Regions from separate parts of the Mus musculus genome. Here regions 1, 2 and 3 are each linked to region 4. A link is a loop called in an ENCODE intact Hi-C map of the cell type or tissue named here. Cell type or tissue: gastrocnemius. All regions are shown on one strand. Each heading gives the region's core, and the rest is flanking DNA. Links, peaks and the distances in the headings are about the cores only. Region 1 overlaps Anks6 (ankyrin repeat and sterile alpha motif domain containing 6). Region 2 overlaps Gabbr2 (gamma-aminobutyric acid (GABA) B receptor, 2). Region 3 overlaps Anks6 (ankyrin repeat and sterile alpha motif domain containing 6). Region 4 overlaps Gabbr2 (gamma-aminobutyric acid (GABA) B receptor, 2).

What was found. Hi-C counts contacts between places; a loop is a spot of excess contacts. Peaks named below come from ENCODE experiments on the same cell type or tissue, not always from the same donor. Only the 100,000 strongest peaks of a DNase experiment are listed, where the experiment ranks them.
Region 1: it touches region 4 in a loop (11-fold over the local background); 36 of 42 quality-filtered maps call a loop at or near these places.
Region 2: it touches region 4 in a loop (6-fold over the local background); 9 of 42 quality-filtered maps call a loop at or near these places.
Region 3: it touches region 4 in a loop (5-fold over the local background); 36 of 42 quality-filtered maps call a loop at or near these places.

What each region holds. Positions count from the first base shown.
Region 1 is chr4:47,017,386-47,023,557 of GRCm38, forward strand. It overlaps Anks6 (ankyrin repeat and sterile alpha motif domain containing 6), which reads right to left. Exons shown (of 16, transcript NM_001356426.1): 15 at 138-234. Among named protein-coding and RNA genes, the nearest start is that of Gabbr2, 29 kb to the left of the region's middle. In gastrocnemius, for the core only: a CTCF peak has its summit at 3,398 (motif pointing left); a DNase peak (open chromatin) is centred at 3,390.
Region 2 is chr4:46,830,858-46,837,029 of GRCm38, forward strand. All of the region lies in intron 3 of Gabbr2 (gamma-aminobutyric acid (GABA) B receptor, 2), which reads right to left. Among named protein-coding and RNA genes, the nearest start is that of Gm32208, 16 kb to the right of the region's middle. In gastrocnemius, for the core only: a CTCF peak has its summit at 2,502 (motif pointing left); a DNase peak (open chromatin) is centred at 2,476.
Region 3 is chr4:47,034,650-47,040,821 of GRCm38, forward strand. It overlaps Anks6 (ankyrin repeat and sterile alpha motif domain containing 6), which reads right to left. Exons shown (of 16, transcript NM_001356426.1): 7 at 5,021-5,219; 8 at 4,265-4,314; 9 at 1,067-1,270. Among named protein-coding and RNA genes, the nearest start is that of Anks6, 20 kb to the right of the region's middle. In gastrocnemius, for the core only: a CTCF peak has its summit at 2,867 (motif pointing left); DNase peaks (open chromatin) are centred at 1,108, 2,019 and 2,855; H3K27ac peaks cover 316 bases.
Region 4 is chr4:46,686,708-46,692,879 of GRCm38, forward strand. All of the region lies in intron 13 of Gabbr2 (gamma-aminobutyric acid (GABA) B receptor, 2), which reads right to left. Among named protein-coding and RNA genes, the nearest start is that of Tbc1d2, 40 kb to the left of the region's middle. In gastrocnemius, for the core only: no CTCF peak of the experiment used is centred there; DNase peaks (open chromatin) are centred at 2,897, 3,533 and 4,075.

The DNA.
Region 1 (6,172 bases), core at 1,363-5,362, 330 kb after region 4:
TTCTGCTGGAGGGGACAGTGAGTGTTCCAGTATATAATGTGGCAGGTTGGGGCAGCAGGTTGAGGCTGGCACTTTGTGAAGGGGGTACTGAGGCTCAGAGTGCTCACATCAAGGTCACGGCATAGAGGCTCACGTACAGGGACCATTGCCAGGGGCTCTGGTGTTGCTGGCACTGCTTTCAAAGGAAGAGTGGAAGTTGTGAATGGTTTCCTGTAGAATCTGCCTCTCACGCCCCTGTGGACAGAAACACACGTAGAAAGTCCTGTTAGATCTGAGGCTATTCATTCAACTGACTGCAACTCTTAAAAATACAATAAATGTTCTGAGGGAAACAACTATTTCATTGCCAGAGTCAAGTTCAGGACTCAGAAGCTCCGGGTACCCACAATGCCAGCTGCTGGTGAAGGGAGACCTCGGTCTTGTCCCTGGATGAGGTACGATTGCCCCCTCCCCCCCCCCCCCCGCTGGTTGGAAAACTCCTCACTTGCCCAATTTTAGGAACGCAATGGGATCCCCACAACAAAGCCCCAAGTCCCTCCCATCCATTTTGATGTGAGAAAAGGTAGACGTGGCTGTTTATTCAGCCCTAGAACAGCCCCACGGAACAGGGAGAGGCAGCAACAGATACACCCCAGTTAAACATGGATTAAAACCCAACAGCCTGGGTTCAAATCCCACCTGTCCCTTTTGCCTTTCCACCTTTCTGGGCCTTGGTTTTCTCATCTGTAGGAGGGATAAGGTATGTAGTGGCTCAGCAGGTAGGACCCATCATGAGACACTGTGTGGGCAGCAGGCAGGTCCTGACCAGGGGAGAGCACAGTCAGACTGTATGTTCTATATTACAAATAGATGTGGTCAAAACTTACAGCAAGTTAGAAGTGCATTATTAGTATCTGTAAAATGGGATAATGCCTGTTGGTATACCCATTTCATCCCAGCACTCAGGAGGCAGAGGCAGGCAGATCTCTGTGAGTTCAAGGGCAGTCTGATCTACATACCAAGTTCTAGGATAGCCAAAGCTAATTAGTAAGCCCGTCTAAAAAAGGGGGTGGGTAATCAATCATCTTTGGAAGATTGTTTTTTGTAAAAAGAAAGTGCCCATGGAGAAAGGGCAGAGTCCAAAGGTTCTTTTCTTTTCATTCACTTCATAAACTTGTACCAGCTAGAGGAGTCTCTCTCTGGACCCCGGTGCAGAGCCCTCCTGTGCTGACAGGATAATGAGAACTCCCTTTTCTGCCAACCTTGAAGATGACCTTAAACAATTGCTAGTATCAGCAGGAGTGCATGGACGCATGGCAGTCACATGGCAGCCGCATGGCTGAAAGCTGTGGAGTAGAGACCAAGCACAAATGTGGGCAGGGGAACCAGCAGTCTTATTCCACCCATGACAGGTGGTGGCAGCCAGGTCTGGCTTCCTTCCCCTAAGCAGTATCTGTAAAATGGACTAATGCAACATGCCAGAGTAGCAGAGAACAGGGAACATGTCATCTGACTTTAAGTACCACTTTAGCCTCAATCCCCTGAGAAGGAGGTCAGAGACAGGTCCCAGAGTTCTCTGCTCCTCACCTCAGGAGGGTGCCATAGATCCAACCCACCATCACCAGGACGGCGGTGACAACTGCCCTCTGGTCTGACTGAACAACCCCAGAAAGAAAAGCAAATGACTGTTACATGCAGGAAATAGCTCGGGTCCGCCTAGTAGCTCAAGAAAAGTAAATTAAAACCAAGGGTATGTTTGGACCTACAAACACGTAATGACTAGAAACCAAACCACAGGGGCCATCGAGATGGTTCAGTGGGTTAACACGCCTTCCCCTATGTCCCAGGATCCAAGTTCAGTCTCTAGCGCCCACTTAGTGCAAGCTGAGATTGAGCCCTGCAAGTTGTCCTCTGGCTTCCACATGTGCTCTGTAACATGAATAATCACACACACACACATATACATGCACGTGTAGATGTGATTTTTTGATAAAGCAAATCACTAGTGCTCAATGTTGGCAAGGCTTCCAGGGACTGTGAACTCACACCTACAGCTAGCGGGACATCCGTGGCACTTTCTGGAGAGAAATTCAGGATGACACAGATGTACTGTGGCCTGGCTCTCTGAGTTAGTGACATCTATCCTGATGATACTGGGGAGCCTTCATATGGAGCTGTCTGCTGCGTCCACAAGTGGGAAGCTGTGTACCAACAAGCAGGGATTTTAGAAAACAGTTTTAGCACACCTGTGTAAATTTACATCAGCAAGAACTCTGCAGGGCACCGTAACCATGCCTGTCCTCCAAGCACTCGGCAGGCTGAGGCAGGGGGATCCTGAACACAGCAAGCCTCCATCTAAGAAAACCCCAGGTTCATTCTCAGCGCTATGGGTGACCGCACAGATTTCACGCTAAACAAAGAAAATCAAATATAAAATTATAGATCCAAATTTATCTCAGCCATGTTTTGTTTGTTTGTTGTTTTTAAGAGCCACTGGGCACAAGACACTGCAGAGTCATTTGCCCCAAAGTGAACAGTGTTGGTCCCAAGTGTGGGGAACATGATTTCTTACAAAAATCCTTAATCATTTTTTATACTATACAAACTTAATTTAAAGAAAAAAAAATCACAAGAAGGGAGAACACAAAGAAGCAAAGGCTTGGAGCCCAGGCAGGGAGGGCTGCGAGGGACAGGCAGGGCTGTGAGCGGCTTCTGCTGAGCCTCCTGTAACACACACCCACTGGGGATCCATGGACTCAGCAGCTCTCAGGCTCGCGCTCACGGTGGAGACCTGGCCGGCAGACAGAGGATCGGTAGTGCTTTGCTGAGTGGTGTTATTAGGCTGATAACACACATTTAACATGCAGTCCTTGCTCAAGGCTGGCTTGAACTAGTTATGTAGGTAAGGGTGACCGTCAGCTCCCAATTTCACGTTTCCTGCACAAGGATGCTCTCCGGTATCTCAGGTGGGCCTTGGACTTGCTAACTCTGTGAGGATAGCCTTGACCTCTTGACCCTCCTGCCTCCCTGTCCTGGGTGTTGGGAGCACGGGCATGCACCACCATAAGTACTGTCTTATGCAGTGCTGGGAATCACACACAGGACATCATGAATGCTAGGTGAGCATTCTGTCAACAGAACCGCGTCCTTAGCCCTCGCTTGAAAACACAAAGACCTAGATTACTAGCTGAAGCCTTTCTTTAAGAGGACACACAACAAAGAAATCCCCATTCCTCCCTACAAAGCCCACTCATGGTCCCATTCCACTGCAGTTTTAAGAAGTGCCTCTTCAGGGGCTGGAGAGATGGCTCAGCATCAGAGTAGGGGCTGCTGGTCACTGGTTGATTTCCCAGCACCAGTATGTATGCCCCTTAAAACTTTAACTCCAGCCTCGGGAATCTGATGCCCTCTTCTGGCCGCCTTGGGTACTACATGCACGTGGTATACATGCATACGGCCAAACACCCACATGAATAAAAACTAATTTAAAAAATAATAAAGTACCCTTCTAGACCTACTCAGTCGATTCTCTCCTTTTTCCATCATGCTGTGGACCCAGGCAGCAAAAAGCATAGGTCTCTCTCTGGCATCTCAGAGATGCAGCCTGAGGCACGTGTCCTCTTTACCGAGCAAAGTGTCAAAAAGAATGGCATGATAATCAAAAGAAGTCGTCCGTGAGGAGCTGGAGTCTCCCAGCAGGGCCAGGCGGAGCCTGCCCTGAGTATCCAGGTCCGGGGTTGCAGGCTGGGGTCTGAGCTGCATCTGACCTGGGAGCTGTGCTCCAGCCACTGTCATGTTAATAAGCAGAGCAGGGAGTGCAGCTGAAGGCTTTCATAATATTGCATGTCTCCCCAGCTTCCTCTAAGACATGGTGGCACTGCCCCTTTCCAGTGGACTGGGCAAACAGGGCCTTCTCCTGGGGATGACTCGGGTAGATTGCCTGGCCTGGCATGTGCGGGCTTCCAGGGGGAAGGACACAAGGTGCCCTTGGCTCAGCATCTCAGGTACTCAGGGCCTTCTCCTACGGATGCTCCAAGGAGGATCGCCTAGCTGACCCACCACCCTTCTGCTTGTAATGGTGCCATGCTCAGAACAGAAACCAGGGCCTGTGCTAACCAGGGGGCAGGAGGCAGTCAACCTGGTAGAGAACAGAAGGTGCTGTCTGCAGACCTGGGAGATGCCTTGGGGTTCCTGTGGCTCTCCTGTCCTCTGTTCTGTTGAGGACAGTCACTCAACTGAGGACACCTTTCTCTTTGTCTCCCTGGGCCAAGGAGCCCACAGCTTCACAGGGTAGAGGAGGCTACAGTGGCCTTGCCCGCTGTCATCTCCCATGTCACCACCTGTGGTGCCAGCCCCTGCCTGTCCTTACCATCCACATCAGAATGTGCTCTGGTTCTCCTCCTGAACTGGTCTAAGCTGGCTTTCCTGTCATCCTTTCTTTAACCACATGTCCACCCTCAGGGCTAGTAGAAAAGTAGAAACCCCAATTCCACACCCCTAACATTCTGACACTTTTTAAGATCCTGCCCTCCCTCCCTCCCCTGGGTCATCCCACTGTCCTAGCCTTCACCTGTGCCCTCTGGCTTCCCCCACATTGCTTCCTATGGCCTGCTCTGTTCCTGTCTTCTGCTCCCTTACCCAGAGCCTCCCATCAGGTCTACACACACACACACACACACACACACACACACACACACACACACTGCCAATGGAGACCCCACTCTACATAGAGGACAGAGCATGCTATGCCTCCCCTCTCCCACATGTGCATGTAGTTTAGTGATGCTCAGACCTATGGTCACACCAAGTCTGAGTTCCAATCCAGCCCCTGCCTCTTACTAGCTGTGTGACCTTGCACAAATTCCTCCAGCACTCTGTGCGTGGGGGCTGTGTGGTGTCTACGGCACAGTGCTGGTCACAGAGATGCTCAGCTCTCAGCACCCACGTGGTACCCAAGACAACACAGGTTCTTTACTTGAATAATAGGCCAGTGCTTTGGAGCCTTCTGTGAGGGTCTGGTGGACTAGCCAAGGGCTTCTGCTCTGTTCTGTAGCTGCTATCCTTCCTAACCGTGGAGACTGGTCTCCAGCCTGTCTGTGCCTCCCCAGTCTCCACACTTGAGAGCAGAGCAGGAGCCTTGCTGGGCTGGAAGACAAGGACTACCTGGGCTGGGCTCCCTGCCTCTGGGCTGGGCTCCCTTGCCTAACCAGGTAAGCCCTTTTCAGAGACACAAGGGTAGGCCAGGACAATGCCAGCCATGCAGTGCCTGCATGGTGCACCCTCACTCACGAAGGATCACCTAACAGAAGCAACAGTAGCCACTGGCCCAGATCTGGCTATGCAACAGAGAGGAGGAGGGCGAGAGGACAGAAGCCCTGGGTTCAACTTCTCCCTTAGATGCCTAGCATGGCAGCCAGGCAGGGTTAAGTCTTGGAGTGTCTACTCCCTTGCCAGGCAGCTGTGCAGACTCTGGCCTTATCAGGGCTGAGTAAGACATGTTTGCTGAGTGACTTGCAGATGATAAAAGGCGGCATGGATACTTTTTTTTTGCTTGGGCACTGTTCATCTGTTCACCGTTGCAGAACACAATCTCCAGAGCAGAGAAGAAACCAGAAGCCTTGCGTCACCTCACATAGTGCAACACAACCAGGGAATAGCCAAACCATGAAGAAAAAGGAACAAGAAAAAGGCAGAGTGTCCATGCTACCCCGACACCATGCTACTGTCCCACAAGTGGGAGGCTTCGAGGCAAGAATGGAGAAAAGCCATAGGTAAGCAAACATTCAGGCTGCTGAGCGTGGTGCCCCATGGGAAAGGGGCAGGAGGTGCAGGTCTGAGCAGCCTGCCAGCAGCTGGACAGTGTTTGCCTGGTGTGCATGCGCCTTGGAGATGGGGCACCGCTGACATTCACTTTTAAAGGTGATGAAATATAACACCAGGCATTGATGTGGGACATAGGACAGATAATGGTGTCTGACAGCCTTTCGTGTCCGGGCTCTGCCAGCCACTGCAGCTCAGTCAACTGTGGACAGGGCAGGGAGGCCCAGAGAGGGAATGACCTGTCCTGAGACTCCTCCCATACTCAGTGTGTCCCCAGGGCTCTCATCCCACAGCATTGCCAGAGGCAATACCCAACCCTGAGGCTGAAACCACCTGAGGAGAGAGGATGTATGTACATAGATTGGAGGAGCTG
Region 2 (6,172 bases), core at 785-4,784, 140 kb after region 4:
GTGTGTGTGTGTGTGTGTGCACGTGTGTGTGCTTGTGTGTGTGTGTGTGCTTGTGTGTGCTTGTATGTGCATGTGTGTGTATGCGTGCATATATAGGTATATATGTGCATGTGTGGGTATGAGTGTTGGAATTATAAAATCCAGTATGAACCCACAGCTCCAGAACTGCTCTAACTATTCAGGAGTCCACTGAGATGGCACCTTAGGGTCTGGTTAACCTCTCTCTCTCTCTCTGTCTCTCTCTGTCTCTCTCTGTCTCTCTGTGTGTGTGTGTGTGTGTTTTATTTGCAGGTATTTTATAAAAGAGCTTTAATAAAATTTTAAAGACTAAATTCTTCAGACAAAAGTGGTAGTCATGTTTTAGCATAAGCATTCAAATATCAGATATGTGATATTTTCTTTCTTTGCTTCAAAGAGAAAAAATTCTGTAAGTAGCTAACATAGGACTGGACTCTTACCAACCAACCAACCAACCAACCAACCAAACCATTGTCATTAAATCTTTTTTTTTTTAATTTATTTTTAAATTTTTTATTATTTTTATTTTTAAAATTTTTATTAGATATTTTCTTCATTTACATTTCAAATGCTATCCCCTTTTCTAGTTTCCTCTCCAAAAGTCCCCTATATCCCCCCCAACCCTGCTCCCCAACCCACCCACTCCCCCATCCTGGCATTCCCCTGTACTGCAGCATATAATTTTCACAAGACCAAGGGCCTCTCCTCCCATTGATGGCCGATTAGGCCATCCTCTGCTACATATGCAACTAGACACACTAAATCTTGATATAATGTCAGGAAAGGTTTGAAGAAGACAGGTGGATAATTTGTCATTCGAAAAAGACAACAGAGGGAAGCTATGACTTATGTAATGACATAGTAGACAGAAGTGTCACATGACCATCCTCACACTGGCAACTTAGAGATGCACTCATACATACTGAGACAGGAATGAGACATCTATGTCACACTCCCTCCTCCCAAGGCTTGGGGACCATTGAGAAAGAGAATAGCAGAAAGCCTGTAAGAGCCAGAGGTCCAAGAGGAGCAGACCAAAACAGTGTTTTTGGACCTGATGGGCTCACTGCACCCAGGGGCTCCCAGCTGCCTGCATGAGAACCACACAAGACCAGTCAGTCAACATCCCAGCATGGGGAGGAGGGTTCAGGGGCCCCTACCCCTAACCGAGGAGCTATTGGCAGTTAATGGCTTTTGGGCCAGGGAGAATCCATTTTAGGAGTGTGGCCTCTGTTAGGAAATCTTGGACTGATATTGGTTATTATTACTGTTTTATTTCATCACTTTCTGGTTTGCCTCCTCATCTTGGCTGCATATCCGGTATGTGTAAGCTTTCTCTCCAGTGGATGGCCCGTACCTATGATCGTATGGCAGCGCAAATGGGACTCAATGGGTTGTTTTGAAAACCATCAACAAAAAGAGAGGATGAAGCTGAGATGGGGTGGGGCGGATCTGGGAGGAGTTAGGGCGAAGACTGGGAGCTGGGTTTCATCAGAATACACTGTATGCATGTATGAAACTCTCAGAAAACAATAAATGGTATATTTAAAATTCTAATAAAATATACGCTGGTGCTAGAGAGACAGAGTGATTCAAAGACATGGCAGTGGATGCTAGCCGGTTAAGTGAGGATTTGACTGCTAAATCATGGTCACTGCTGTGTACTTTCACAGTAAAAATCAATATGTTAGATAACAGTTGACAAGAAGCATCTACAATGTAAAAAGTAAAATTGGATAACCGCCCCCCAATCAGAGGTTATGGGAGCAGAGGTCAACAGTGTCATAATTGTCCAGAGCTGTTCCTGTATTTCTATATTGGAAATTAGACAAGCAGAGGCCAAGTATTTTAAATTTAAACAAGACTGCAGAACACTTCATTATAGCGTCGAGGAAACAGCATTTATCTGACAGTACAGTGGGCTAAAACCACGATCAAATACAAACGCATCTCTGCAAATGCATTTCACAGGAACCAAGAGCAAAGACCAAGTGTGCAAACCCAAGTAGAAAAGAAACGGTCCTGAGAGCAAACATCGCTAAAGAGAAAAGAAGGCAGAAATAACCTAGAGTGGGACAGAACAGAGACAAGACCCAGTAAGGGCCTGGGCTTTGCCATTCTCTTTACAAGACAAGATAAGGTAATGCTTCGCCAAAAATTTAACTTCTGCTCCCGCCCCCTGCTTCCCTTCCACCAATCAGGACGGCTGTTTTATAAAGCAGATGCACAGAGTCTGGGATGGGAAAATGGAAGGAGCCTTTCTAAGAGACTGCTTTCTGGTTCTTAACGATGTAGATGGGGGTGGGGAAAGAAAGGGAGGGGAAAGGAGAGGAGGAGGAGGGGGGAGTAAGGAGTGGTAGGGGAAGGGGAAAGACTTCAGAGCTTTCTTGGAGCTGAGGTGCTAGGAAGTGTGCCCAGGGACCCTGGGCCGGGGCTGTAACCAGGCAGACCAGCGCTTCTTGCGCCACCATGTGGCAGCAGGAAGCAAGGGCGGCAGAAGGTGGGCTCTCTCAGCTTAGTGTAGGTAGGTAGGGTCAGGCCCTGGAGTCATTGCTCATTTCAGAGAAGGCCGGAACCAAAGGTCTAACCGTAGGAACTAAAAAGAAAACCTCAAGACTCTCAAAATAAAACCTAGTGACCCTGGATTAGCCAGTGCTCCTTAAAGCTGAGGACCAAAGCAAACAAAAGACAACCCTGACTTCATCAAATGGAAAGAATTTTCACAAAGGGTTTCATGAAGAAAGTGAAAGACGTCCCAGTCTGCAAGGATATATCAGTATAGTCCCCAGCCTGTGAATGACCACCAAGGTGTTCTCTGGTAGAGTCTGTGATGACTCAAAGTATCAGCCAACCCCTTAAAAGGTCTAAAAATTCCCTCCCAGGGTCCTAACCAGCCACTGCTTGTCCCTCCTCAGTCTGCCCCAGCCACAATGCCTTCTGACGCTCTTCTCACACCAGGGCCCTCCATGCCAGCATCTCCGCTCAGCTGCTCTGTCTGGGGCTCCCCTCCCTATGACATCCTGACCTGGAGGCAGCCTGAAAGCCCTTCTCAGCTCACCACACTCAGTACTGTCCTGGCCCTACCTGACTAATCTCTGTGGCACTTTCGATCATGTCACATAAGAGCCACTAGCCTGCTTCCTTCCTTGTCTGTTTTCCTGCATAAGGATTCAGACTCCCCATGGGTAGGGACCAGTCCGTTCTCAGCTGTGTTCCTCTGACTGGAACTGAACGCACTTCATCAATATGTGCTGCACGAGTGCATTGTAAGATGAATTCAGGAAGACTGGTGGCTGCCATTTCCCAACTTGTACATTGAAGAAAAGAAAATGTGGCTACCAAACTAGAGTCTGAGCAGTCAGTTTCCTAGGTTGAAGATCTGCCTGCCTATATGGAGTACACGTGGGCAGTACCTCGCTCGACACTGTGAGGAGTACTTGACAGGCATCACACCTTGCCAGCTATGTTCTCATTGAAGGTAAGCACTAGGAGGCAGTACTCAGTGTTAGCACTATTTGAAGACGTCACTCGAATGTCTAGCAAACACCTCAAGATGACCAGAAAGGGCGAGTGACAGCGTGTGGCCCCAGATGCTGCTGTTCTAAGCCTTTAGAACTTATGCATATTAGCTATTTTAATGCTCCCTGCCCCTGAGGTAATCTGAACATGACCCCACCTTCAGAAACATGGGAAATTAAATGACATGCAGAAAGTCACCCAGTCCCTGGGGAACCAGTTAGAAACCCGTCACTCTGCTCTGAACAACTGTGCAGGATGTCACAATGAGAAACCAAGAAGCTAAAGGCGATGTGGTCCAGGGAACCAAGAGCAAGCTCATTCTTGATGTCGATGTTGTTGACAACTGCTCAGAAGACTCAAGGGAACTGAGAGAGGAGAAACTTCCGGAAGCAATACATTCAACACAACCAGTCCTAAGAGATGCTTGCAGGGAGATCAATAGCTTTCCTATAAGCCAGTGAGAACTACTTTAAAAATATTCTAGAAAGTAGATCCCATCTCCCAAGGCAGGCCTCAATGTAGGATACACAGAAGCAACCCCACCAGCCAAGGAGAGAACCTACACAAAGAAAACGAGGCTACTTTGCCAGCCAGCAAACAAGTGAGCCAAGAACTCCGTGTTTATGAATGTGCACCATGGGTCACAGAGGTGTCGTGTCTGCCGCAGAGCAATCGGAGAGTGGCTGGAATTCAGGCAAGAGAGTCAAGAGCATTCTGGGAGCCTCACCACAATCAATTTGGTGAAAATAAAGTTTGTGAGTGAAGAAGCGCGGACTATGAATCAGTCGCGCTGTGAGAACCCCTTAAGACCCAGGGTGCCAGGTCCACATTGGTTAGAGCAACGAAACACACTTCAATGCAGGAACGCTTCAAGCTGGTGCAGCCCTACTAAGCGCCACTGGGTCCCTAGCCCTCACGGAGCGTAGTCAGTGACGTGTGCCGAAATGATAATATTTAGGACATGTTGCAGCAAAGGAAACACATTGTTAAAGTTGATTTTGCCTATTTATTTTCTAACACTTTAAAATGTAGCCACCAGAAAGTTTAAAATCACATCTGTGGCGTGCGCTACATTTATATCCTGCGAAACTGGTCAAAAGCATATAGAAATGTATGTTATTTTCTAAAGGTCAACTTTAGCGTAGGCATTTTAAATGAGTCTGGAAAAGATCTAGTCATTAAATGCCGAAAGAATAATTGAGTGTCTGGGAGCAGGAGAAAAAGGATTTGATGCTTCAGACACTTATTTATTTATTTTAGCTGAAATTCAAGATAAGGCGGAACGCAACAGTGGACGCAATGGAAGAGAACAGACATAGTTATAAGAGTCCCTGTGATGAGGGGGTTTTGAGCACAGCGTTAAAGATGAGGAGCGTTAAAGGTGAGGAGAATGGCTTCGATAAACCTAGCCACATAAAATAACAAATCCCACTCGTCAACTCACAAAGCCAAGGTTCAAGGACTCATGAAACATGAGCAAATACCTCCCACAAACGTGAGAAGGGAGGGTGGCCTGGTATAAAGCAGGCTCACCAACCTGGGACAGAAGGATGGTCCAGTCAGGAAAAGTGCCAATCACATGAGCCGCCAAACTCACAAAAGGAAAATTAGAAACAAGAGGAGCCTTAGGAAAGAGATTCAATCTCAATAGTAATCAAAGAAATGCAAATTAAAACAGCCACTGCCAAGGGTGAGAGAATGTGCGTTGAGGCGCTGGCACTCAGTGGTGTGATCTTCTCGGAGGACAATTTGGCAACACACACAAAAGGTTCAAAATGCACGAGTGCTATTTCTAGGAACCATCCCTGGAAGATAATCAGAGATGCGCAGACAGAAGTTCCAATAAGAGTCCATTGTATCTCTGTGTATAATCAGCCACAAACTGGCAGTTACCTCCGCGTTCTGCATCAGGGCCTCTCCTCGCTTGAGTAAGTGATAGCGCGCCCAGCGAGCCAGGGAGCGAGGGAGCGAGGGAGCGAGGGAGCGGCAGGGGCTTTTGAACAGGGACCGGATGAAGGCGGTGGCAGGAAATCCAGATCTGCCTCGTTCCAACATATCTTGGAATGACAAATAAAAATTTTGAAGAAAAATAAAACGCTAACAGCTCTGGAAGCACTTCAGCAGGCAGAATAGTTGCAGAATAAAGGAAGGAAGGGTCAGACGGCAGAGTGAATAAGACTGGAAAATAAGCCTGAAATATGCCCCAGGGACAGACAGCTACTGGTCACCAGGGTGCGGTGGGGACACTCGCTAACCTGGGAGGATGCTCACTCCAGGCCGAGCACATAGGAAGAATACATTGCTCCTGGCCGCAGAATTCTTCACACTTGTTAGGAAAACCATCACGACCGAGCTTGATGCTAACACTGGTTTCTGGGCTTTGCCCTCCTGAAGTGGTTCGTGTGTGGAGGACTTGGTCCTCTGTGTGGCTGTGGTGGAAAGTGATCAGACCTTGAGACATGAGGCCTGGTGGGAACTAATTACGTCCTGGAAGGTGTTCCTTTCAGAAGGAAGAGATGCAGTCCTCAAGAGAGGGCTGACTAGCCATGACTGGCCTTCTCACACCCTCAGGTCTGCAGTGAAGCTCTCAGAAGACTCTAGCTGATGTTGGTGCCACATCACTGACCCTCCGGAA
Region 3 (6,172 bases), core at 977-4,976, 350 kb after region 4:
AGCCTCAGCGGGGGCACAGCCCTAGCCACACTTGCCTCAGCACACACAGTACTGTAAGGAAGGATCCAGTCTGAGGTGAGCAGAGCGCGAGGCCTCACCCCTATGCTCTCCCTCCAATGGGTGACCCCAGAAGCCTTCTTGGTGGCCTCCTGGCTCCTGGAACACACATTTGTCTTCTGGGTGCTCAGATACCTCTTGTAGGCGCCGTGCCTGCTGCTCTAGGCTCCATGGAGGAAGGGGTCAGGAATGCTTGCTGAGGGAACGAATCCCGAGCACTGACATCCGGGAACTTGGGGTTAGTCACATTTTCAAAAAAGGCAGCCAGGGGAAGAAATCAAGGGACGCTCTGCCTATCGGACAGTCCTACCTCACCTCACTCAACGCACCAGGATCCCTGTCTCACTAGGACCTGAGAGTGCCCAGCCCTGGGACAGCCTTGCCTCATGAACACAGCAGAAATCCAGGTGTCTGCTGCCACTCAGCCACCAAAGCAGCAAGACCTGTTCTGAGACCTCGTCTACAACTTACTCACTTACTGCAAGCACACTGTAGACCGTCTACACACCCAAAGACACCTGGCCTGCTGACAGGGACTAAGCTGGGCAGCTCAGAAACCGGCAGATGGCTCCAGATGAGAGATTTTACTGAGGTCAAAGGGACAGGTGTGTCCTCCCACAAAAGCACCAGGAGTGCACACAGCGGCCCCCTAGTGTGTGTTCTTGGTCACAGCCCTGAGCAACATTATATAGTTGATTAGAGTCCAAGAACCCCATTTCTCACCCTCCCCCACCAGGCCAATGATTGTCAGTACGTCATTCCGCAGGTCACTTCTTCCGCTGGGTTCCACTTCCCTCACCAGCTGAAGGAGAGGTGACAGAGCTTGAGTACATGCTCACACCGTGCTCCCCAGGGAGAAGCCAGAGGTCCCTGCCCCCACACCCATCCCTGCAACACTTTAAACCTTCCACATGCTGTGACCCTGGGTCCTAGTGTCTGAGGTCCCTCTGCTAGCCACACACCCAGATCTCTGTGAGCAGTATCACGGTCCAGCAACCGGGCGACTTACACCGTCTGTGCCCACACAGCCCACGGGGTGGGCCCTGCTGGCTCTTGGGGGTAGTGCAGTCTTCGTGGGGTCTGCCTTCCCGTTGTGACATGTGTGGGACCTGTCAGAGCTCCACAGCTCAAAGCTGGACGGGGGCAGGAAGGGTGGGATGACGGCCTTTAGCTTGTCACTGGGGAGCCGGGGGAAGGGCGCTCCGTTTCGCAGCTGAAAAAGATGAGCCAGGATTAGATGGGCCCTGGAAGCTCCCTCTCTGGGGAAGGAGCCGGGCTCCCTGCACCATAGATGACAGAGCCTCTGCACACTTCTCCACTGGCAACGGGAGCCCAGACAGCATTGCAGGCTCTCCTTCCAGTAACCCAGGGCACTGTGGCAAGAGGAGGGTATGGACAGGAGACAGCAAACCAGAGACTAAGAGATGCTAAAGTAGCATACAAAGGGGATGGGGCAAAGAACATTCCAGACATAGGATGGGCAGAATATAGGCATGCCTAGAGCCAGGGATACAGCAGGAGGTGCAGAGACACAAAGCCAGCATGTGCCATGCTGGGATAAGCATAAGGGGCAGAAGCTGGGGGCTGCAAGCCCAACCACACTCCCTTCACGCCCACCATGCCCTGGCCATGGCTCCACTGTGGACATTTCTTCAACTGTGACATAATTTTACTCTGTGAACCTACACTGGGGTCAGTATACAATCCACACCGCACTGACTGTTGGATGTCTGCAGCAGCATTCCAATGTCCACGTTTATTTTAATTAAGGGAAGGCTGAACATGGTGCCAGATGGTCCTCCACAGGGACAGACATCCCACGGTTAACCCTGCCCCGGGGGTGGGCAGGCGAGCAGGAGGGCAGCTTTGCACCAGTAGCTGCAAACATCCACCCTGGGGCCAACAGCACCATGGGCCCGCAGCTATCCATCCACCATGAGCCACCGAGTGAGCCCACTGGTGTCCTCTGCTGCACACAAGCAGTAGGACAGAAGAGTGCCAAGGCTGGCAGCAAGCCTCCCAGGCTTCTTTTCACAGGCTAAGCTGTTTCTCCGCCAGTCTGTAAATGGGCATCATCCTCTCTGGAATGGACAGGCTTCCCCTATCTGACAAAAGCTGGGCTAGATACTCAGGGCAGCCAGCCCACCACAGACGGGCACTTCTACGGCACTTCTGGAAGCAACGACTTTCACATTCTTTGCCTGAGGGGTGTCAGGAAGCCGAGGAGACTGCAGTATAAGGATGTTCACAGAGCTGTTAAAATTGCAAAGAGCTACAGAAGCCCCTCCCTAACTCCCAGGGGTCTGTCTTGGGTGAAGTCACTCTGATGGAATGTCCTGTCACACGGCTATTAAACATGATGTGGCTAAACAAGGTTTTAATGACATGGAAAAGATTATGGGAAATTGTTAATAAATCAGTTCCAAGACACTGAGGGGAAATGGTAATACCACTGGTCGTGCGCAGCTCTGGGGAGGTTGGGTGAGAATGTGCACAGAGCTGAACACTTAGGAAGTGCTGAGGTGTTTGCTGGTCTTAGTATAACCTGATTCCACAATCCTAGATACTAAAAATGCTTAGAAAAAAAACCACAAAGGATGAAAACTAAAAATGCCACCGTGACTCACTCTGGATGTGTGATCTTAATCATCTTGGGAGACCCTAACTACACCCAACGGACAGGCAAAGTGTGGACAAAGGCAGAGACCACTTGCTTGGCAGCTCGGTACCTAACTACCCTGCCTAGGCTTGGTAGGCAAGTTGCTCCGGCTTGCCTGTCCTTGACAATACTGCCCTCTGCTGGCCAGAATTAGCATCTCAGTGCCAAGGTGCTCTAACCAGGAGAGTCTTGGTACCAGAGAACATCAAGCCCAGAGAGGTGAGGTAACAGTCAAGATCAGACAGCACTAGGCTGAAGGCCTCCCGGGAGACAATCTCCTTTCAAAACTACCGCTGGGATGATAACCACCCCTTAGTTAGAGGCAGCTTTTCTACCAGGATCTACCTTCCACATCTCTTTAGCAATGACATTCCTGTTGTTTAATAGGAACCTGGTCACCTGGACAGATTTCAGGGGCCAGTCTGCACAGTGTGCTGTGGCCACGTGACTCGACTGGAAGCCTTCTGCCCTGAGCAGAAGTGACATGGGGATCCCCTCCCTCTTCCTCACTACACAAACTGAATGGTTTTCCTTCACGTGACATTCAGTGTCACCCCAGAGCCTCAGCCACAGAACCAAGAGATCATAGACGGGAACTTCTAGAACATATGCTAAAAACAACCAAAATGAAAAAAACACAAAAACCAAAATGAAAAAAAAAAACAAAAAACAAAAACCTTCCTTTTAAGTTTTACTCAAAATGCTCTGACTAAGCATTGGAAAGTCTAACACAGGACGTAACGGCCAGAGCTATGGAAGCCCTCTTGGACTATGAGGTAATCTTGATCAATAGAAACCTGAGAATAGACGAACTGAGGTCCCCAACGCTGTGGAGTAAGCTGCTGTCTCATTTGTGTCACTATGACCTCAGGGGCTTCTAATACTCTTAGCTTACCCTAATTCTAAGCTTACAGGTCAGGAAACTGAGGCCCTTCTAGACTAGAAACACCCCTTCCTCAGCTCCCCCACTTAACCAGAATGGTGAGTCTTCCTGCTAATGCTGGTTGCCTGTCAATTTCTCCCATCTGGTCCCTACCACATGGCCAGGACTTGGATGTAGCCGCTAAGGTCTGGGGACCTGGGAAACACTGGAATGGTGTTTCCCTAGCATGGTGCACACATGAGGCCCAGATACTGTATGACTTGGCATGATGGATCCCCTTCATCCCAGCACTTGGTTGACAGAAGCAGGAGGACTAGATGTTAAGTTACCCTTGGCTACACAGCAACTGTGGGGCCACCTTGGGTTGTGTGAGACCCCAAGTCTTCACAAGGCTTCATTCGCAGTTCAAGGCTGGCATCTGCTCTGATCCATGGAAGCCAGTGCTCCACTGGATGGTACCCATCTGACCATCCCTCTACCTGTGGCTACCATGGAGGCAAACACTCACACCCTTCCTCCTCAGAATCAAGCTGCCACGGACCGGCAGTCATGTTGAGTGTGACAGACTGGGCATTAGTAACCAGTACAGAAACCTCTGTTCTGCTGAGGGTCCACGGGCCGGGCACAGCCTCTCTTGCCTCTCATGCTTTTAGGCACCCACTCACCATGGTTGTCAGTAACACATCTCCCTTCTCTCTTCTTGGGTTCCCAGGACCTGCAGAACAAACAAAAGCTTCCTGAAATGGCCTCCCTGTGACCACCGCCTGCAGAGTGGTGCCGGGGCCCCCACATCCTGGAAATTCAGCTCTCCTGGGGACGTAAATATTTAATAACAATTGGTGTTCAATATACTGACAGATGGAAGACATTTAAAGTCCTCTCAGAGTACGTTTCCAGCCTCTGCCTTGCTGGGTCAGATAGTAGTAGCATGCCCACTCAATAGTCTGTCTCTAACAGTAGTACCAAAGGGGTCGATCCAGGATGGGAATCTGACTGCTGGAGGGATCTTATCAAATCTGTTTTCCTTCCAATCTGGAAATCCTTCAGCAACCTGGCAAGGTCCTTCGGTCAGCTAAATGCCCCCAGTGGTGTGAGGCTCACCACCTTACTGTGTGAACTCCCTGTGTTTCAAAACCCTTTCAGTACCACAAGTCAATCACGCTGGATGGTGAAGACACCAACCATCAAAGGCCGTGCCTGGCCTGTAGTTCTTAGTAGGAAGTGAAGAACCAGACCTCAGAGCTCCTCTGCAGGTTACTGCTGACCACTCTACTACAATCAGCATGGCATGTGCCTATTCTAGTGTCTCCCAGATCAGCCGCTGGTCCTGTGTCTCATCTCATGGCCTGCTAGAGTTCAGCAGGTGGAGCCTGGGCCTTGGTGTCCCCGTTGGCACCCACCCCGGGTGCAGCTCTTCTCACCACTGTCTTTGGTTGCATGGGCTGCTTCAGGTGGCCCAAGGTGGCTAGTCCTGTCCTGGGGGGGTGCCCGCATGGTGGAGTCCAGCGCCAGCTCAGGCTCGTCAGAGAAAGGCAAAGGTTGGTTGGCAGCCAGCCCGCGTGGCAGTGTCTGCATAAGTTTGAGCTTTCGGAACCTGTTGGACATCCGGCTCCACCAGGACTGTGTGGGAGGGAAGAGACAGGAGTCAACTGTAGCTGACAATAGGACAGATCCAGGGACAGGCCCTGGAACAAGCTCCATCCAGCGTCCCCCCTCCTGGGTGCCAAGCAGCCACTGCACCTCTCCCAAAAGAGCACGCTATTCACCAGATCCTCCCCCAGCCTTTCCAGGCCACCCCTCATCTCTTCGATGCCGTAACACAGAGAAACAAGGAACAGGGCAAGGAGCTGGCTGCTTGGGGTCTTAACCATGAGCCAGAGATGGGCAGAGGCCGCAGCAAGTAGCTCCAAAAGCCTGACACCACTCCCTGCAAAGCCCCCTCCACCTGCACTAGAGATGTTGACAGAACTAGAACCTAAGCCATCTGTGGCTACAGCCAGTCTCCTTCCAGGGCTGAATGTAGAACCAGGCCTACAGTCAACATCCTCAGCAGCTCCCATCAACACACAAAGTGGTGAGATGGGGTGATGGCCACAGGAGACAGCATCGTAAGACCATCTTGGACAAGCCACAGAGAAAGGCAGGCCAGAGCAGAATGACTCCAGGGGGGAGTTGATACATGAGGCAGTGCAGGTGTCTGTCTCTCGGGAATAAAGTTTGGCTCTAAACAAGCAGGGTGGGGCAAGAAAAGTGAGAGACACCAAGAGAGACTCTGGCACTTGCAGGAAGCAGCAGAGGGCTGCAGGGACCCTGAGTGGCAGTCAGATGGAAGGCATCAAACATCATCTCTGTTTTCTCAGCTTCTCCAGAAGCAGCTGCTGTGTGGGGTCAGAGAACAGCATCCCACAGGGAAAACAGAGCCACAGGCCCAGCGCTGCCGTGCATGTGCGGTCTGTCTAGCTCAGGTCTATATGCTGCAGGACTGAAAAAAAAAACAAAAAACAACAACAAAAAAAACCTCTCCATTTATAAACTTGGGTTCTACACCACTATCTTGATTCCTGGCTTGTTCT
Region 4 (6,172 bases), core at 997-4,996:
ATGTCCTCAGGTCCCCTGTGCTATACCTCAGGACATAAGACAGCGCTTTGTCCAATGACTGGTGATGCTCACTGGGCTCACATGGCTGTGGTGGTCAGACCACTTGAAAGGTGCCATTTCCCCTCTGTGACTAGGGAGTCATCCTTGGGGTCCACTGTGAGGCCCTGCCAGGACGCTGTTTCCTGCAAACATTAGCTCAGGCCTAGTGACTCTGGGAACTGCAAACCCAGGATTTGTTAACTGTCACCCTATTTGGACACATCCTATTCTGCTGCAAAACAGCACATTCTTGCTTCCCTGTTATTTATGGTCTCATGGGTTCTTCTAAACCCAGTGTCCTACAACCCATTGCTGTCATTATGCATTTTGACTCAAGTTTCACAGACTTGGCCAGTGGAAAATGCCTTCCTGTTGCCCCTGACGTTTTCTCCCACATGTTCCTGTCATTTTATTTTTTGAACACTTGCTTCTTGGCACAGAATGGTCTCAGCTCCCCTGGCATTTTTCTTGGCCCAGCATTGGAATTTGGTTATTTTTCTTTTCAATGGATAATGGTGCTTGGAAATGAACATTTGAAAAGTTTGTGGACTCACTGTCCTAGGGTATCATTGGTTTTAGCCCTATGTATGTATGTATGTATGTATGTATGTATGTATGTATGTATACCTACCATCTATCAGTCTTTATCTCTTAAATATTTATTATCCATTTGTCACCTAGCTAGCATCTATTTATCATCTATCTTTATTATCTAAGCATCTATCAATTATTTGTCTGTTTACCTCTTATCAATTATTCATCTATCATCTATGTATCATTCATCTATCATCTATGAACCCTTTATTAGCCATCAATCTATCATCTGTGTATACTTGTTAGCTGTCTCTCTATCATTGGTCACCTAATACCTATTTATCCCTCCCCTCTATCATCTGCTCTGTATCTGTTCGTCTATTTTACAGATGAAGCCATACCTCAGAGATCTTGCCTGCCTCTCCCATTCCCTAATTTCGCCTCTTTTTGCACCGGAGATCTCTGATTTCCAACAGAGTCACCATATTTACTTACTTGCCTGGTCTCGCAATACAGTGTCAGAATCCATTCACAGATAGATACCGACAACACATTTGCTAATTAAAATGGATGGTTTCTTAGCAAATCATGTTTGCCAGGCCAGTGGAATCTCTGAGAGCAAGCATGTCGTCAAAGAAAAGTGTTCAGGATGCTGTGCTCTTCTGGGGGTGCCTGACAGCAAGGGGTGGTCATACCCAGGGTCAATCGTTGGCAGAGGGGGCCCTTTGATGGGGCCCACGGAAGGCAGGCTCCAGACAGAAGAGCCTCGAAACCCTCCTGCCTCTGGCTGGTCTCTAGGCCTGGCCGTGGAGGCAGGCACTTCCTGGGTTCCCATGGGTGAGAAAAGATGGTGTTCCAGTATGGAAGCCAGAGAGGCTGAGTCTGTTGGGGTCTGTGGGCTCAGGCCTTCTAATCTTCCCATTGTTCAGCTGCGTGCTCTCGGGCTCTATGCCCCTTTAGCTGTGCCAAGCCACAGAAAGACATTAGCTTAGCTTCCTTGAGTTCATATGTGAATACGGACAGTGTTAGAAGGGACAGGAGGTTCCTGAGGTGACCTCCAGAATGCCGGAGATGACCCTTCACGACACCCTAACTGGCTGGGATGCACTCATCGTGGTTAATGGGGTTTCCTGACATCCTCCCAGAGTTTAATTAAGGAGACAGAATGGACTTGGTCCCAAGGTCAGCCGTGACTTGGTGTCAGATTCCGTGTCCGACAACCTCACAGACATCAGAATGCAGGAGCAGAGCCCCCCCCTCCCCCCACGGTCATGTGAGCTGCAGATGTATTAATGATTGTGTCTGTTGTTCTAGAGATAGAGGTAGCCATGTGAGGTGGGTTCAGCTGCGGAGGGGGTGGGTGTCCTGTCGCATGCCACTGTTCAGTGTATGGAGAACATGATTGGTGCAGGCTGGCAGTGCCTGCCTGGCTCTACATACTGTGACAGGAAGCCCTCCCTTTGACACTTGGGGAGACGGCTGCATGTTCATTTTTACTGAACCAAACCTTCTCCCTGGACTTTACTTATCTTGCGGATTTCATCTTTCCTCTTGGGCTGCCCAGAATAACTCTGAGCTGTCTCTCTGAGTCTCGAGGGGCAGTCCATGAAGGACACTACCTGCACTTTCTTCCACCTGACCCTGGTGCAGCTGCGAGTGTCCCCGGATCCAGGGTTGAGCCTGACACTCTCAGTGTGTGGAGTGGACTGCTGTCCCCTGCTCTACATGCCTTTGACTCTCCAAATATCTGCCTTCCTCTGCGAAGTCATGTGGTCCTTGTCCCATCAGATGCTCATGGGTCTGCTGTGCTCTGCCTCTACTGTCTGCATTCCAGCCCAGCCGTCTTTCGCCCCAGCCTCTTTCACATCTGTATCCTTTCCCATGCTTTCTTTAAATCCCAGCTCTCACATCCAGCCATCTGTTCCCTCCCAGCCTGACCCCAGCCTGGACCGCCGCAGGGCAGGGTGGCAGAGACAGGGCCAGGGGCCTGATTTTTCCTGACCTCCCCACATTACAGGTGCTTACTTGGTAATAACTCTTCCAACTTGGCTTTTTACATCTCTCACTTGTGGCCCCAACTCCATGCTACGGGTCACAGCGGCCCAGGTTGGGCTGGGGGATGATGGGAAGTCTTTGACTATAGTAAAGGGACACTGGTACTGAGTCTCAGTGCGAGCTAAGTAAGTCACTGTAGAGTCACCCAGATCCTTTATGGGACTTGGGTTCACAGTAGACTGTGAAGTCACGCCTGTGGAAGAGGCGCCACCTAAGTGCTTTTCAGTTATCACTGTCATACATCAAAGCGCCACTAGAGGTCACCAAAGCACTGTGCGGCATGCTGTGGGTGACCCTTCCATACCCGCTGCTGGGAACAGACTCACCTGTCCAGTGAAGCTGCAAAGGCGAAGCTGTCATTGACTAAGAAAAGGACCCACTTACTGTCCCTGACAGAGGCCACTAAGGCCAGGTATCCAAGCATTGCGATAGACCCAATCCTCAGCTTCCAGGGCAGCTATGAAGGGGTGCTGGGGGAGGCGGCGAGGGGACACTACCCTGGGCTCCCTTGCGGTGGGCTGTCCACACAGCCGGTGCCTGGCTTCAGGTCTCCCTATGTTCCCAGGACTGTATTTCCTCTGGCTCAACAGAGCTGTTCTTGCTCTGGATGACGGGTTGTAAAGACTTGCGGTCTGCTCGATTCTCCTTAGTTTCTTCTTTTCTTTTCTCACCTTTTGTCCATCCATTCATTCATTCATCCATCCATCCAACCATCCATCCATGACTACTACAAATCATCCTCATTTCCCAGGTCCTTCTGAGGGCATAGGGACGTCACTCTAAGCAGGGCAGAAGAGGGTTCTGTTCTCACAGGTCTCCCACCCAGGGCCAGGAGGCTCCCATGAGAGGTGGCCTCCCAGGGCGATGCATGAGCCTCCTCCCATGTAATGGTAATGGGTAGGCAAGGGATAAGCAATGGATAACCACAGCGAGGATAAGGCAAGCATGAGCCTCACCTCCTGCTGGTTGCTAGGGTATGAACGCCGCTGTCGCCAATGTCAGAATGCACTGAGACCTTATGCTCACTTTACAAATGAAGATGCAGAGGCACGGAACGGTTAACTCATCTAAGTAACTAGCCTGCTCGCCACTATTAAGTCAGAGGGGTGAGATTAAACCCAGACCTGTCTGGCATTTCTCCCATCCTCACCGCTTGCCCTTCCAACCCAAACCCCACACTGCCTGCTTCTCCTAAGCATCACCCTGAATTCTAAGGAGACAGTAGGTAGGAGTCGGTTTGCGCTCCAGAAGGGAATAGCGGGAATAGCTTCACTGCTGAGGGTTTATTCGAGCCCCTGAGAAGCCCTGGGACTCTGCGAAGGCTGAGCTTTTGATGCTGCAGGCTGAACGCAAGCCAAGGAAATGCTTGCCTGCCTGATAGGGCCCTGTGCCCAGCAGAGAGGTGGACACCTGCTTGGGATGGCCAGAGGGTAGACATGTTGGCTCCTGGTCCAGCACTGCTCAGCGGGAGGTTTGCACAAGCTGCCCGGGAAAGCCTACTGCATCTGTGCATGGGAAGGAGAGCAGCTGGCCAGGATCCCTCTGCAGGATGCAGCTCCTGACAATGTAGGTCAGTGGCCTCTGGACACAGCCTGCATGGTTAGGCAGCAAATATGGGCAGCAGGTGGGGACCTGGGTCTACCAACGCAGGCCTGAAAAGACAAAGACTCAATCTTGGTACAGTCTTACTGGGAGAAGTTGCGTAAGCCCTTTGCTAGGCTTCAGCACCACAGCTACAAAGTGAGCCCCTTATTGGTGTGTGTGTGTGTGTGTGTGTGTGTGTGTGTGTGTGTGTGTGTGTAGGTGTTATTCCTTGGGACCCATCCACTTTGTTTTCCTGAGACAGGGTCTTTCGTTTTTCACCGGCATCTGGGACTTGTCAATTAGGCTAAGCGGGTTGGCCAGAGAGCCTCAGGAATCCGTCTGTCCCCACCTCTCCAGCTCTGAGATTACCGGCATATGATGCCCAGGCCTGGCTTCTTACCTGGGTGCTGGAGAAGAAATTCATGCCCTCATGCTTGCTCTCTCCCAGCGCCTCCCTCCCCCTTGCTGGTCAGTTTATGTGTAGTGAATGTGAGCCAGGTCACTGGAGGACAGTTATCCTTGTCCACTATTTATTCCTTCAAAGTCCTTTCTGTATTTCCCAGGTGCCTGCTATGTCTAGACACTAGACACTAAGACGCTGGATGTCCAAGACCACTCTGATGCCAGCATCCTTGAGACATGAGTCCTAGTCAATACACTAATGTTGGACAAGTCACACATCATTGCTATGAGTAGCAGAGGTAGCGAGCACTCCCAGAGAAGGTCCCAACACCAGGGATGAGGGAGAGGGATGACCTGACATGGCTCTGGAGGAGGAGGACCGGAGTTCGATTCCTAGCACCCACATGGCAGCTCTCAACCGTCCAAGATTCTAGTTTACAGGAATTGGGCGCCCTCTTCTGGCCTCTGCTGGCACTTGCACCAGAAGTACCCTCAAGAGCCCCTGGGGCTGACAGTACAGTTCCCTGTCTGATCTGTGAGTATGGGAGGAAAGAAACTTGCAGCACATTGATGCACATACGTGTAATGAAACAATAAAATCTTAGAGACAACAATAACAAACGAGGCCTCCCTTTGTCACCTGCACACCTGTGACAGGGAGAATAAAGACTAGGCACAGAGGAGCTGTGATGTAGCTCTGACACTGGAATGGACTTGCCACTCAAGACTTCTGTGTGTCCTGGTAGAGGGGCTAGGTGGGGAGGCCTGGGTTAGGATTTGGGAGAAAGGAGATGGTGAGGGGAGGGAGCCTGATATGTGCCATGCACCATTAGTCCCCCTGGGCACTCCATCTTGTTGCTCCAGCGGGTGGCTTGCCCCCAGGACCCTTCCATCCAGCTGTCTGCAGCTGCCTTGAAGAATTTCCTTTGGTTTCCATTCTTGCCTCATATCCTAAATGCCAAAGTCAATAAAAAAAAACACATTGGAAAATTGATAAGTTTTCTTCATGCTATGAGTGTGTGTGTGTGTGTTGGTGGTGGACACATACATTTTGGGGAATGTATTTCGGTGTCTGTGAGATACCTTTTTCCCCTTGGGGTCAGGTGAATCAATGCTGCCTTTTGGGGGAAAGATGGAGGACCCCTTCAGTAGAGAGAGAGCATGGAGCCTATCTCTCGGCAGCTAGGTGACTTTGAACAGAGTTCGAAGTCCCTCTGAGCTGCGACTTTCTCACCTGAAGGCTCCCAGGGCTAGCAAGGCGATGAAGAGAGGGATGAAGGGAGGTAGCTAATCGTTTACTGCCTGCAGAAGCTGAGAAACCTCCTGAGGTGTCAGCCATTATTATCTTTGACTTCAGAGGGTTTCAGAGTTCTGGAGCCAGGAGAAACCTTCCAGAAGCCTCGGGGGGCTGGGCTGTTTATCCCAGCAGCCCCACATCTTGGACACAGCAAGGCCAGAGCTATCACTTCAGGTAAGAATTCGTTGTTGAATGTTTTGAGTACACATTTCTTTCCCCCCAGAATCGCAGATCGGACAGGGAAGTGTGCTGTTAGCCCCA